Regions from separate parts of the Homo sapiens genome. Here region 1 is linked to region 2. A link is a loop called in an ENCODE intact Hi-C map of the cell type or tissue named here. Cell type or tissue: GM12878. All regions are shown on one strand. Links, peaks and the distances in the headings refer to the core of each region. The heading gives the core; the rest is flanking DNA.

What was found. Peaks named below come from ENCODE experiments on the same cell type or tissue, not always from the same donor. Only the 100,000 strongest peaks of a DNase experiment are listed, where the experiment ranks them.
Region 1: it touches region 2 in a loop (4-fold over the local background); 10 of 110 quality-filtered maps call a loop at or near these places.

What each region holds. Positions count from the first base shown.
Region 1 is chr10:46,020,748-46,028,582 of GRCh38, reverse strand. The region is part of intron 1 of NCOA4 (nuclear receptor coactivator 4); the gene reads left to right. Among named protein-coding and RNA genes, the nearest start is that of NCOA4, 6.0 kb to the left of the region's middle. RefSeq lists silencers at 4,950-5,119, 6,791-6,986 and an enhancer at 4,970-5,264. In GM12878, for the core only: a CTCF peak has its summit at 4,964; a DNase peak (open chromatin) is centred at 5,102; H3K4me3 peaks cover 1,522 bases; H3K27ac peaks cover 1,556 bases.
Region 2 is chr10:45,246,617-45,254,451 of GRCh38, reverse strand. It overlaps the pseudogene CUBNP2. Among named protein-coding and RNA genes, the nearest start is that of OR13A1, 65 kb to the left of the region's middle. In GM12878, for the core only: a CTCF peak has its summit at 4,199 (motif pointing left); DNase peaks (open chromatin) are centred at 3,380 and 4,101; H3K4me3 peaks cover 803 bases; H3K27ac peaks cover 859 bases.

The sequences.
Region 1 (7,835 bases), core at 1,884-6,883, 770 kb before region 2:
GTAATATATTTAACCTTGTCAAGTCTGCTTTTTTTTTTTTTTTAATTAATGGTGATGATAATAGCCACTTTAATGAGGGCTAATTGAGATAGTGAGTTTTTTAAAAAAAGGCTCGGCACATAGTAGACTAGATGTAAATACTTACTGAATTCATTTACTCAGTAATTAATTGTTGAACACCTACTATACAACAGTGAACAAAAAGACAAAGTCCCCGCCATGTGGAACTTACCTTCTAGTATGTTTTCTGAAGGGAGATCAGAAAATAAATGGTTGCTACGTGCCAGACTGTGGTTAGTACTATGGAGAGTAATAAAGCATATTAAGGGGGATTGGAGGCAAGACTTTTAAAAATAAAAGATGGTGAGGAATGGCCTCAATGAGAAGATGACCTCTGAGCAGACACCTGAAGGAAGTGAAGGCCTGGGCTCGAGGATACCTGGAGGAAAGCGCAAGGGCCCTGAGGCAGAAGCATCCTTGTTAAGCTAAAGGAGCAGCAGGAGGAGAAGAGTAAGGGTAGAGGGGAAGAGTAGGTAGCAGTCATGAGGTTTCTGCAAGAGTCCTGGAGAGAGATGATGGTAATGAAATTGATGAACTTTATGTCTTTCTTTGTTATATCCTGTTCTTTGACTAAAAGTAATAAAAATAGGTAATACTTCTATAGCTCTTAATGTGCATCAGGCACTATTTTAAGTGCTTTACATATATTAGTCATCAGATCTTTCCAAGAAAGTATACCTAGCCTCAGAAAATGAAGATTTGTCACTCTTTAGGATATACAGTGGAATGTGCTGCTGGTTCAGAGAGCACTTTCTCAAGCAGTACTGAAATCAGCAGTGAATTCACTGCCTCTGTTCACATACTGGTTAGGTTGCAAAGGCAAGCCTAAAGTGTCGATAACAGACCACCCAACCAGTATGTATGCATTGGGTTAAGTTCAGTTTCATGGAAGAACTGTAGAAGGCCATGGCATTTTTTATTACTCTTCTTGCTACTTTTTAGTCCTTTTAAAATTTTCATCCAAGGTTTTCATCTTGACTTTGTTTTCATACAGTTATGTCTGGACACATTGCTTCAACATAGAACGCACATGAACAATGTGGAGGTCTAGGCTGGAATGGGGGCCCAGTTGACCACTTTTGCTCTAGCTGGTAGGCATTAATACTATCTCCATGCATGTCAGTTAGAGGAGCTGCCATATTGTCCTTAGCTTATCTTCTTTGATTGTTAAATCATAACATTGCAATGCTTAACTTCTGATATGAATGACTACAGTCTTAAGTCTTAATCATTCTTTTTTTTTTTTTTTTTTTTGAGACGGAGTCTTGCTCTGTCAGGAGGCTGGAGTGCAGTGGGCGATCTCCGCTCATTGCAAGCTCCGCCTTCCGGGTTCACGCCATTCTTCTGCCTCAGCCTCCCGAGTAGCTGGGACTACAGGCACCCGCCACAACGCCCAGCTAATTTTTTGTGTTTTTTAGTAGAGATGGGGTTTCACCGTGTTAGCCAGGATGGTCTTGATCTCCTGACCTGACCTCGTGATCCGCCCGCCTCGGCCTTCCAAAGTTTTGGGATTACAGGCGTGAGCCACCGCGCCCGGACCACTCTTAGTCATTCTTATCCCAAGTTGTCATCCCTAATTTTGCTTGGCTTGATTAATCAAGATGTTCCTCTTTGGGGTTAGCAGTGTGTTTGGGGGCACCTTTGGGGCTTAATATTCCTCTTATGCAGCATTACCTAAGTGCTCTACAAATATGGCAGTTTGGTTCAGTGAAGTAGTGAGTAGCTCACAAAATAGGTTAAAAGGTTTTGTTGTCAGTTTGGTCATGGGTGAGAAGTTAAGTCTTTTAATACTGAGACAATTTCAGCTTTCAAAAGAAGATAATCTCAGGTGTGTTTTGAGCTTTATTTTGGCATTATTGTTAGTCCTCTAGGCTTTAAAGGAGGGAAAATATTAATATTTTATCACTTGTTGGCTTCTATGGGGAGAACCACAAAGTGTTTGCCATATAAAATCAGGATAAAATGGCATTATTACTGTGATAGTAGGTAAGTTAACATATTTTCCTATCCTTGACTCTATTATGGCAAGAAGTTTCAAGTTGAATATAGTCCCCCCAATATTCAACTTGAAATTCAGTTAGAATTTCTGTGGTACTGCCAACTCTGAAGAAAAAATCCAGAGTTGGCTGTAAAATACAGTAAATGTGTCCCCTTTAACCCACAATCTTGCTGCTATTTGTGTGAATCCATGAAGCTGAGCTTTGTGGTTCTGGCAGCAGGAAAGACACTATCTCAGCACTTATTCTGGGATCATACTTTCAGTGGCAACACCCTTGCCAGCTTTGTCTTGTTTGAAAAAAGCCAAAAGTAATAGTTGTGCTAGAAACATTTTCTTTCTCTGAAAAAACCTTCCTGCATTAATACAGGCCTTAGTGGGACATCAAGTTGATTATCTATGTTTAAAGCAGAACTATACCATACTTACTGTGGCTAGTCTGAACCTAAACATTAATTTATCATATATTCATCCGTTTGTCCAAAATGTCTTAGGCCTCTGTTGAATTTAGGGTGAAGCATTGTACAATTGCCAGGGACATTTTCTCTTTATGTCGATTCAGTGGCACACATAGAATGTGAACGGTTGGTAATGACAAGGTACTGATACCAGGTTGTCTGCTTAGTATTAGGATGTACAAAGCTATTAATTCATAAATAAGACATGGTTTCTTCTCTCATGGAGCCCTCAGGCTAAGGAGGCAGGCATGTAACAATAGGGTAACATATGTTACAGGCGTCCTGCCGGAAACCCATACAGATTACAGTGGTAATGCAGGAGGGAGCAGCCAACTCTATTGGCCAAAAGTATTGAGGAGTGAGGTGCTCAGTCAGGAAAGGCTTTGTAGTTAGTGATGGTGACTTGAAAAGCAGATAGGTAGGGAGAAGAGGAGAGACTGGCATTGCTGACAGAACTGGCATAGCCAAGCTGCACAAGATAAACCAAACTATCCTATGCATAGAAAAGCTGTCCAGTAGATTAGGGTGTGGGAGCTGTTCTGGGAGACAGCAGGAGAGTCAGAGTGAGGCCAGGAAATAGACAGCTGTGATGGTTAATTTTAGGTGTCAACTTGACTGGATTAAGGACATCTAGAAACCTGGTAAAATGTTATTTTGGGGTGTGTCTGTTTCCAGAGGATATTGGGGTGTGAATCCAAGTGGATTAGGTGGGGAAAATCCACCCTCAGTGTGTGTGGGCACCATCCAATCTGCTGGGGCCCAGAGAGAACAAAAACATTGAAAAGGCAGATCTATTTGCTGGAGCTGGGATACATTCTTCCTCTCCTGTCTTTGGACAACAGAACTCCAGGCTCCCCAGGCTTTGGGCTTCAGGACTTGTATCATTGGCCCCCTGGGTTCTCAGGCCTTTGGCTTCAGACTGAGAGTTACACCATCTGCTTTCCTGGTTCTGAGGCCTTTGCACTTGGACTGAGCCATGGTACTGGCATCCCAGGGTCTCCAGCTTGCAGACAGCCTGTCATGGGATGTCTCAGCCTGCTAATCACATGAGCCAGTTCCCCTAATAAATCCCCTCTCATATCTATATCTGTATATATCTTTATGTCTATATCTATGTCTGTCTATATAATGTTCCATCTCTCTGGAGAACCCTAACTCAGGAGCCTTATTGCCTTTAAAAGAAATTTGGACTTTATCCTGTAGGCAAATGGGGAGCCATAGGAGAGCTACGCTGCTTTAGATGAGATGATCTACTTGGGATGGTTGGTTGTTGTTTTGAGACAGCATAGAAATTCTTGAAGCAGAAGAGAGGTAAAATACCTTATGCATTTTTCCCCTTTAGAACCTAAACATTTTATAAAGACACAAGGGCAAATACTGAAGCATAAGGGAGTAAAAAGCTACATGTAAAGTGGTCTGAGTGCAGAATTTTAGATTTTTGTGATTTTCTTTCTCCTTAGTCTTTTTATGTTTATGTAATATTTAATAAATCACATCATTATAGTAACAGCTACAGCTGGCTTGAGGAGAGAAACACAAATGAATATAACTGTGAAACTCAGTGAACATATACATAGGGGAGTAGCTGAAGACTTTACTGTGCTGGGGCGTTGGTCAGGATCTTTTAGAGAGAGAACAGAGACCGTTGGTTAAGTAGGTGACGGCCAACAAAGTTTCTTTGTATTTACATTGTGATCAGCCATTTTTCAGAGGCACATAAAATAGATGAAAGTTCCTGACATGAGTTATATTTTAATAGAATTCCTTCTTTGTTGCCATTGATGTAAATTAGTACAAAGGACCATAAAATTGTAACTTTAGTCATTCAGAAGTATGTCTGTTTTTTTTGTGTCTTTACGAAATGTATTATCCAAGGAGGGCTTTTGGAATTAGGGAGAAATTTTCTTATTTTTGATAATGAATGCCTGGATTGGGGTCCCAGAAATTGTATGCATCACAGACAAAGCAGGCACTTCCACTCTGTTCATCTGAAATCTAAGGGATACTTAATTTAGGGTAATGGCTCCTTAGTGTTCCCCTTTGGTGTTTCTCATGTGATTTTGCTTTACTCTTAATATTAACAAAAACAGCTTTATATGCATAGACAACAGCAAGTATTTTACATTCAAAAAATCGACTGAAAGGTAATAGAATTACAACATTGTCTAGATTTCATCTTTTGGCCTGATTGCATATGCAGGCTATGAGGATTATCTTGGAGAAAAGGGAAAGCTAGAAGTACCATAAGCATGATAGTCACAGGTAGGTAGGGCTATATTGCCAGGCACTGTCCTAAACATTTTAATTCATGTAATTCATTATAGTTCATATATAATTCTCATTGAGTTGGGCCCATTATCGGGTGGAGCAAGTGGGGAGAGGAGAGGCTGGAGAGGAGCCCCAGGTGCCATCCGAGGTCCTTCTAGCTGGCCTTACCCTGGGGGCCGGGCGGGGGCAGCAGGCGTCTAGCAGGGAGGCCCAGCGGGGAGGGAGCTGCAGGGGGGCCGCGAGCGCCAGCGGGGACTGGCTGGGAGCAGGGCAACAATGGGCGGAGTTTTCCGCTCCTCCCCGCCCTTGGCTTGAGCGCTCCAGCTCGCTAGTGGCCCGGGCGAACTGGAGTTGCCGTGTGACGCGTGGGCGGGACGAGGCCCGGGCTCGGGGACCTTTCGCACTCGGGTCAGGGGTAAAGCAGCCTGTCGCTTGCCGGGCAGCTGGTGAGTCGGTGACCTGGCCTGTGAGGTACGTCTGGCAGCCCAGGGGCCGTAGCGGGAGCCCTTGAGGCCGGTAGCCTTGCAGGGCTGGCGCCGGGCAGGAGCCGGGTCGCAGCGGCTGACTGCACAACTGCGTGCGAATCGGCGACCGGGGCGAGGGCAAGGGCTCCTGAGGCCGCTTGGAAAGGGCTTTTGGGAAGTCTAGAAAGCCGCATGAGTCACTGTTGCTTTCGTATTAGAAATGCCTTGTTTTCGAATTAGAAATGCCTTGCGGTCGGTTTTCAGTTACTACTTTAGAAAATTGATGTGCTGGGATTTATTGCCCTCAGTTGCTTGTATAAAGGTGGACAAATCTGAGCCTAGTAAACTCTGAAGTGTTAAATCTTAAAATGTTCAATAGTGAATTTATTATTATCTTATTTTAAATCTGTTGCGATATTAACGTTTGTTTGTGTGGTTTTAAAAAGATTACAGAGAACCAGATTCTGGATTTCAGAAACTGCTTGTCTTGATAAGGAATTTAAAATGGGCTGGGGCTAAGGTAAGATGTATATAATCCTTGAGTTAATGAGTTGTATAAAAAACAACCTTTAGGCCGGGCGCGGTGGCTCACGCTTGTAATCCCAGCACTTTGGGAGGCCGAGGCGGGCGGATCACGAGGTCAGGAGATCGAGACCATCCTGGCTAACACGGTGAAACCCCGTCTCTACTAAAAATACAAAAAAATTAGCCGGGCGTGGCGGCGGGCGCCTGTAGTCAGTCCCAGCTACCTGGGAGGCTGAGACAGGAGAATGGTATGAAGCCGGGAGGTGGAGCTTGCAGTGAGATCGCGCCACTGCACTCCAGCCTGGGCGGCAGAGCTAGACTCCGTCTCAAAACAAAAAAAAAACCCAAAACCAACCTTTAAAAAAAAGACGGAAGAAAGAACGTGTGAAGTGAAAAAAGTCTCAAGGTAAAATTGCAAAATATTTTTTAACATAATTTTTTTAAACTAAAAGCTTTACAGACGGTCTAATGCAGGTTGTCTCATCAAAGATAACCAAATTGTTCAGTTAGTATTTCGAGTGTAGTACTCATAGAACACATAGGTATCCTGTGGATAGATGCTGCGCTTGGCCTTTTAGCAATGACTAGGATGCCAGGCAAATAAGTAAAAAGTAGAGGTCTTTGGAGGGGCAGGGGCAGGTGGCAAGGGGGGCAGAGAATGTGAGAGTTGGAAGGTGAGGTTACAGATGATCTAGTCTGAGCTTTCATTCTTACAGACGAATGAAGCCTGGAGTGGCTGTGATACAGACGTTGAATCAAAACTATTTGCATTGGTATTTGGCAGTGTTTTGGTTTTTCTGAGCCTATCATGACATACAAGGGTACTGTTTATTTATTTATTTATTTATTTTGAGATGGAATTTCGCTCCTGTTGCCCAGGCTGGAGTGCAATGGCTGCGACCTTGGCCCACTGCAACCTCCGCCTCCCAGGTTCAAGCGATTCTCCTGCCTCAGCCTCCCGATTAGCTGGAATTACAGGCATGCGCCACCACGCCCGGCTAATTTTGTATTTTTATTAGAGACAGGGTTTCTCCATGTTGGTCAGGCTGGTCTCGAACTCCTGACCTCAGGTGATCCGCCCACCTTGGCCTCCCAAAGTGCTGGGATTACAGGCGTGAGTCACCGCGCCCGGCCAGTACTATTTTTGTTAGTGTTATCCAAGGCAGAAGATTCTGAACAATTGTGGTTATAATTTACTGAGGACTATGAAAATTGACTGAAAATCTTAACGGAAGTTATTTCAATAGTAATCCATTGGAATGTTAATTTTAATCACTAGTGTTGGCAAGTAAAAATACTTTACAGGTGATAATACACTAAAGGAAGAACAAGCTCATCTGGGAGAGAGAACCCAGGACTAGACCTTGGAAACTGTAGTTCTAAACCCAAATCTTACCCCTTCTGGCTGTGGCCCTTCAGATGGGTCACTTAAACTATCTGGGCTTTTGTGGCTTCATATGTAGAATGAGAGTGTTATATTAAAGAGATGACCAAGATTTTTTCCAGCTTTATTTTTTATTTTTTTAAAGAGGCTTGTGAGGAGCTATTTTTCAGCTTTAAATTGTAGTTTGTGTGGGTCACAAGAGTTAAAGCTCTTTGGAAATTTTATGGTTAAGCCATACAGTAATGACTTAGCTTCATTACATAACCACTTCATTTGTGGTTAGTTGCTCAATTCTGGTGCCATGATCTTCAGACTTCACAAATAGATTTGTGCAAAGCATTGTGTAAGCATGGCATATATAGTTTAAAGAATTCCTTGTTGCGGAAACTCCAGGTTTTGTTATTCGTTTGAAGGGTATGTGTGTTTCCTCCTCCTTTACTTCCTCCACCCCCAAATTTAGGACAGGGATACTAGAGGCAGGGAAGTTTTAGAAAGCACTTAAACTTTTAATGTTGTCTCAAAACATAAACATTTAAGGCAGTCCTCTTTTGAAGATGGCAAGGCAATATTTTGGATTATAATGGTGAAGATAAAAAGACATTTTTAGTAATCTTTTATTGATTTGAATATTAGGATCAGAGCTGATTTGGTCCAATCTTTCTACACGTAAGAAAACAGTC
Region 2 (7,835 bases), core at 1,240-6,239:
GTGTAGAATGCGTATCCCAAACAATGGAACTGCAAAAGATTTGAAACAAAGTGGTAGAATTGAATGGAGAAAAAAATTAATCCACAGTTACAGTTTTAGACTTCACTATTCTTCTCTCAATAACTGATAGAACAACTAGACAAAAATACAGGGTAACTCAATACCACCAATCACCAATAAAGCCTATCCAACAAAATAAAACACTCTACCCAATGATAGTAGAATTCACATTCTTTTCATGTGCCCATCAAACATACACCAACCACACACACTACACTACAAATAACATACACTAATTACATTCTGGGCCACAAAATAAATTCCAATAAATTTTAAATAATTGAAATCATACAGAATGTGTTATACGACCAGTATTCAATCATTAAGAAAAAGATAACAGGAAATTAACAGAAATCAATAGTAGAAAGATAACAGGAAAACATCTCCAAATGCTTGGAAACTAAATAACATACTTCTAACTAGTCAAAGGGTCAAGGAGGAAGTCTCAGAGGAAATAAAAAAGAAATTGAACTGAATGAAATAAAAATATAACACTTGTGTGGCACATCCTAAGTACATATATTAAAAAAGGAAAAGCATTAATAACCTAAGCTCCCAACTCAAGAACCCAGGGGCTCTTTAGTCAGCAGGTGATGAACCCTGACAGGTCTCTGTGTGACATAGCAGCACTGAGTTCATTCCTCCAATCACTGTGCTCTCCTCCCAAGTGAACAGATTTCTCTACATTGCATGGCTCTACTGGGAGCTGGGGAAGGGATGGCTCAAACATTCCCTTAGCTGCCCCAGCTTGTGTTTAGTAAGTTGCATGCTCCACCAGTCCACTGGCTCTGAGCCCACCTCAGCACTGGGATGTGCCTGGGAATTGCAAACCTTATGGCCAAAACAGCCCCTCAAGTTCACTTAGGGCCCCAGGGTACTTTAGCAAGGCTTGTTGGAACTCAAGCTCTAACTCCTGAGGTGGGAAATTCCCCTCTGGCCAGGACCAGTCAAAATTCTCCTTCCGTGGGTAGATGTCAGCTCAGTACAGCCCGGTTCTGCTTTCCACTGTGACAAGGTAGCACTGAGTTCAATGCAAAGCCTCACAACTGCTGTGCTCTCCCTCTCCAAAGCACACAGATTCTCTGTGCTGTGTGCTGCTGCTGGGGGATAGGGGAGAGGGTGGCATCAGCAATACAAGATGGTCTTTTCTACCATCTTCAATGTCTCTTTCAGCAATATGAAGTTAAAGCCAGATATTGTGATTGCTGACCTGATCTGGGGTTCTCGTGATGGTGCTTTATGTGTGTAGTTAGCTGTGAAAATTTGGTGTTCCTGCAGGAGGAATGAATGGTGTAGGCTTCTATTTGGCCTTCTTGCTCCACTCTTTCTTCTTTGATTTCTTTCATTGGCATTTTATAGTTTTGGCATACATGTTCTGTACATGTTTGTTTAGATTCAATTGGAGTATTTCATTTTATTTGGTGATTGTAAATGGTAATGTTTTAGTTTCAATGTCCACACTTTCATTGTTAGTATACAGAAATATAATTAATTTTTGTATGTTGATCTTGTATCCTGCAGCCTTGCTGAACGCACTCATTGGTTGTTGATGTTTGTAAACTTTTTGTGTATATAAATTCATTGGAATTTTCTAAATAGGCAATCATGTCATCTGCAAATAGTAACAGTTTTATTTTTCCTTTTGATCTGTGTGTCTTTTGTTTCTTTTTTATGTCTCATAGCACTGGCTAGACTTCCAGTGCTATGTTGGATGAAAGTAGGGAGTGGGCATTCTTACCTTGTTCCTGATCCTCAGGGGAAATCATTCAGTATTTCACTCTTAAGTATGATGTTAGCTGTGGGTTTTTTGTAGCAAGTTGACGATATTCCCTTATATTCCTATTTTTCTGAGAGTTTTAATATAAGTAAAAATTTGACAAATGCTTTTCTGTAGCCAATAATAGGATCATGTGAATTTTCTTTTTTAGCTTCTTAATATGGTAGATTACATTGATTTCTGAATATTAAACCAGCCATGCATACTTGGAATAAACCCCACTTTGTCATAGTATATAGTTATTTGTACATATCACTGTATTCTATTTGCTAATTTTTATTGAGAATTTTGTATCTATGTTTATGAGAGACATTGGCCTCTAGTTTTCTTTTTGTACTATCACTGTCTATTTTTGAAATAGAGTAATAATAGCTTTATAAAATGAATTGTAAAGCTTTTGTGTCTCTTCTATTTCTTTGTAAGATATTTCATAAAATAGGTGCTAATTTTTTTTTTTTTTTTTTTGAGATGGAGTCTCACTTTGTCACCAGGCTAGAGTGCAGTGGTGTGATCTTGGCTCACTGCAACCTCTGTCTTCTAGGTTCAAGTGATTCTCCTGCCTCAGCCTCCCAAGTAGCTGAGATTACAGGTACCCACCACCTAATTTTTGTATTTTTAGTAGAGACAGGGTTTCTCCATGTGGGCCAGGATGGTCTTGATCTCCTGACCTCATGATCTGCCTGCCTCAGCTTTCCAAAGTGCTGGGATTACAGGCATGAGCCACCATGCTCAGCCACAACCCAATTTTTCCTAAAACATATGGAGATTTCTTTTTGGGAGTTTTGAAATTTTGAATTCAATTTTCTTATTTGGTATAGGATTATTCAAATAATTTATTTCATATTAAGTGAGTTGTGGTATTGGTTCATCTCCTTAAAGTTGTCAAATTTATGTCTGTAGTGTTTTTAGCATTCCCTTATTATCTTTTTAATGTTTGTAGGGTCTCTATTAATGTCTCCTGTTTCATTACTGGTACTGATGATTTGAGTCTTCTCTCTTTTTTCATTGGCAGTCTTGATAGAGTTTTTCAAATTTATTGATTTTTTCAAAGAACCAGCTCTTTTTAATTGATTATCTCTTTTGTTTTTCTGTTTTTAATTTTATTGATTTCTGCTCTTATAACTATTATTTTCTTGTTTTTGCTTGCTTTGAATTTATTTTTCTCTTCTTTGTCTGGGTTCTTGAGGTGGGAGCACCTCAAAAAGTTGGGGGCACAAAATAAAGTGTAACATTTGTATTGGTTCTCTTTTTGCTTCATTGTTAGTTTGTTTCTGTAATTAGTGTTAAGTTGTGATCAGCATAAATAATGGGTTATATTATTTGCAAACCTCAGGGTAAACTCAAATAAAAAACAAAACAGATACACAAAAAATGAAAGGCAAGAAGTTAAATCTACTACCAGAGAAAATTATCTTCATTAAAAGCAAGACAAGAAGGAAGGAAAGAAGAAAGAGAAGACCACAAAATAACCAGAAACAAATAACAAAATTGCAGAAGTAAGTCCTTACTTATAATTACATTGAAAGTAAATAGACTAAACTCTCCCATTAAAAGACATAGAGTGGGCTGCAGCCAAGATGGCTGAACAGGAACAGCTCCTGTCTACAGCTCCCAGCATGAGCAATGCAGAAGATGGGTGATTTCTGCATTTCCATCTGAGGTACCGGGTTCATCTCACTAGGGAGTGCCAGACAGTGGGCGCAGGATAGTGGGTGCAGTGCACCATGTGCGAGCCGAAGAAAGGCAAGACATTGCCTCACTCAGGAAGTGCAAGGGGTCAGGGAGTTCCCTTTCCTAGCCAAAGAAAGAGGTGACAGATGGCACCTGGAAAATTGGGTCACTCCCACCCTAATACTGCACTTTTCCGATGGGCTTAAAAAATGGCGCACCAGGAGATTATATCCCACACATGGCTCAGAGGGTCCAATGCCCACGGGGTCTCGCTGATTGCTAGCACAGCAGTCTGAGATCAAACTGCAAGGTGGCAGCAAGCCTGGGGGAGCTGCTTGGTGTGGTGGCGGGCACCTGTAATCCCTTGGGAGGCTGAGGCTAGAGAATCATTTGAACTCAGGAGGCGGAGGTTGCAGTGAGCTAAGGCAAGATCACGCCATCGCATCACGCCTGTTGCTTGGGCAACAGGGCGAGACTCCATGTCAAAAAAAAAAAAATGCTTGCTAATATAAACGTGATCATAAAGACAGCAATGATTATCATGAAATTTTAACTTGCTTACCAGAAAAAGTGCATGATCTAAAACTTGGCAAATGTGCTGTTCCGTGAAACAAGGGGGTGAAGATTAGAAAACTCGAGCTTCTTCGGATTCTGAATTAACTGAAATCATATTTAAGTTGGAAAGACAGTGCCATCTAGTGGTGCATTTCTTTTTCTTTTGAAATTACTGGTTTTAGCCATTCCTGCCTTATATAATTCTAGCACTTTAGGATAATGTCAGTGGTCATGGTCATGGCTGTTCTGTGGCCTTGAGCACATCATAGCTCTGCTATGAATTTAATATTTGGAGTTAGATACACACAGATACTCATTTAGAAATACAATAGGGCGGGGCGCGGTGGCTCACGCCTGTAATCCCAGAGGCAGAGGTTGCAGTGAGCCAATATCACGCCATTGCACTCCAGCCTGGGTGACAAGAGCGAAACTCCGTCTCAAAAAAAAAAAAAAAAAAAAAAAAAAAAAAAAAAAAAAAAGAAAGAAAAAGAAAAAAGAAAAAAAAAAAGAAACAGAAAAGGGGCACTGCGGATCACGAGGTCAGCAGATCGAGACCATCCTGGCTAACACGGTGAAACCCCGTCTCTAGTAAAAATACAAAAAAAATTAGCCGGGCGCGGTGGCGGGCTCCTGCAGTCCCAGCTACTCTCGGGAGGCTGAGGCAGGAGAATGGCGTGAACCCGGGAGGCGGAGCTTGCAGTGAGCCGAGATAGCGCCACTGCAGTCCGGCCTGGAGAAAGAGGGAGACTCCGTTTCAAAAAAAAAAAAAAAAGAAAAAGAAAAAGAAATATAATGAAGATTACTCAGAAGAAAACAAATGTTTTCTAGTTATGTGTTTGAGAGAAATCCAAGCACCCACTATTTCAAAGGATGTTTCTAGAAGGCTGCCATGGCTGCGAATTGTTCTGGGTGCTGGCGACACCACAGTGAAGAAGTCAGACAGAGTCTCCGTCTCCCCACCCGTGGGACTTACATCCTTGTTGGGAAAGAGACCGGACAAAGCAAATAAACAATAAATAAGATCGGTTTTGATTATAATAGGAAAATAAAACAGGATGATGCTGGGGGAGGGCAACATTCGATAGCACGGGCTTCTCTGAGGAGGTGACATGTGAGGTGAGGGCCCATGACAGGGAGTCCTTAGCTGTGCGGGTTCAGCTTCAGCTGAGGAAAGAAGTCTCCTGGCAGGAAGAGCTGCAGGAGCAGGGCCATGGGCAGGAGTCCTCCTGGGATGAAGGAAGTGCAACCAGCAGTGAGGTGCGGGCGGCCTGGGAAGGAGGCACAGGCCAGAGCAGCTGGGGCTTGCAGACCGTGAGAAGGAGCTGGAATTTTACTTTAGGTGCAACAGGGATCTGCCGGAGCATTTTAGTCAGAGCAGGAGCAGCATCTCATTGGAGTTTGCAGACATGCAGGCAATTCAGTGGAGAACACTATGGCTGCTCCGGAATTAGTTCTATTAAGAAGATGTTTCAGTGGGAACAGGTGAAGAACAATGGTGGTCACCTGGAGATGGAGCCCTCTGAGATATGTTTTGAAGGTAGAATGGAGTGGATGTGGAGTGAAGAGAGAGGAATCAGAGATGACTGAAGTTGTAGGCTTGAAACACTGAGGTAAAGAAGTCTCAGGGAGAACAGTTTTGGGAGGGCTTGTGGAAGAGAGGAATCAAAGCACTTGTTTATTTATTTATTAGATATTTATTGAGTGCCTCTCATGTGCAGACACCTAAAAACTGGGAACATGGCAGTGAGCAGAACAGAAATCTGTGCATTCATGGAACTTGTATTCTCTTCAGCGGGAAAGACAATGAAATAAACAAGTTAGCCTGGGCAACATAACAAGACCACATCTCTAAAATTTTTTTTATTAGCTATGCATAGTGGCATGCACCTGTAGTCCCAGTACTTAGGAGGCTGAGGTGGGAGGATCACTTGAGCCCAGAAGTTCAAGGCTGCAGTGAACTATGATTGTAGCCCTGCACTCCAGCCTGGACAACAGAGTGAGACCTTGTCTCCAAAAAAAAAAAAAGTTAAATATGTAGTATGTAGAAGAAGGTAATACTTGCTGTGGAGAAAAGTCAAGCAGGAAAGGAGATGGGAATGTTGGGAGAGTTTACACAAGGAAGGCCGTATTGAGTTGGGGCTATCTTTTTTTTTTTTTTTTGGAGACAGTCTTGCTCCATCACTCAGGCTGGAGTGCAGTGAAACGATCTCAGCTCACTGTAACCTCCACCTCCTAGATTCAAGCGATTATCCTGCCTCAGTCTCCTGAGTAGCTGGGATTACAGGCATGTACCATCACGCCAGCCAATTTGGGGATGTCTGAGTAAAGACCTGAAGAAATGTAGGAAGACAAACGATGTGGATATACAGGGAAGAGCATTCCAGGCAAAGGGAACAGCAAATGCCATACCCAAGAAGCAGGAGCATGACTGGTTTGGCTCAAGAAGCAAAATGAACAAAGTGGAGACAATAAGAAATGAGATCAGAAAGGTCAGGGGTGGGAGAGGAGGAGAGAAGGCCATTGTGATGGCTTTGCTTGTTCTATTGAGTGGATGGGCAGTTAGGAGGGTTTCAGCAGAGCGATGACCTGGTCTGACTTACATTTTAACAGTATCCTCTCGATGACATTTTGAGAATAGACTAAGAGGAACAAGAGCAGAATCAGGGGCTTTGTGGGAGTCTCCAGTGATCATCAAGGCAAGAGATCAGAGCAACTAGGGCCAGAGTGTTAGTGGGTGCAGTGGTTAAGGTAGCAGTGGGTGAGCAGACTCTCATGACACATTCTTTTTAAAATCATAGGTTACTTTCCCAAAGAGGAAAAAAATGTTAGGCATCATACCAGGTTTTTACTGAAAGTCATAATATCATCAATCCAATTATAATTCTGTTCCTAAATTAAGACCACCTCTAAGAACATCCATGTAAAAATGTTTAATCATGACCTATTGTGACTTCACATCCAATTTAGTGTGAAAGATGCAACTTTTTTGTAAATAATGGAGAAGTAATGAATTGTTTTTCTTTTCAGTTATACCATGGGGTTAGTGAAAGTGCCAACTTGGCTGGAACGTTTTGTGGTTCCACTGTACCTGCTCCTTTTATCTCTTCTGGTAACTTCCTTATGGTTCAATTCATCAGTGACTTAACATTAGAAAGGGAAGGATTTAATGCTACATACACCATCATGGACAGTGAGTAGATAGAAGCATTTTTATATGTTATGAAATACACATGTATTTAGGCACTGAAAAGAATGCCCTGCTTATTATATTGAAATTTCAATGTTAATTACTAAACTCAATGTCAATTACTATCTAAACTCAATGTCAATTACTAAACACCATGTTAATTACTCTATGTTTAATCTGTGGTACAAAATTTGATACAATTTTTAGTCAAGGATATAAACCCCCAATTCTTAATGGAATGATGAAAATATAGCTCCTCTGGGGTGGGAGATGAGGAAGACAGAATTTTAAAGATTGCCTGAGATGAGACATGAATAAATTGTCTCCTGTGTTGCTTTTTCTTCCCAGTGCCTTGTGGTGGAACATACAATGCAACTTGGACCCCACAAAATATTTCATCACCCAATTCATCAGACCCAGATGTCCCATTTTCCATCTGTACTTGGGTCATTGACACCCCTCCACATCAGCAGGTCAAGATAACTGTGTGGGTGTTAACAGCTGAGCTCATAAGACTGCATGCAGAATTACTTACAGCTTCAGGACTCACCACAGGTAACAATTATAGGATGAATGACAGTCGCA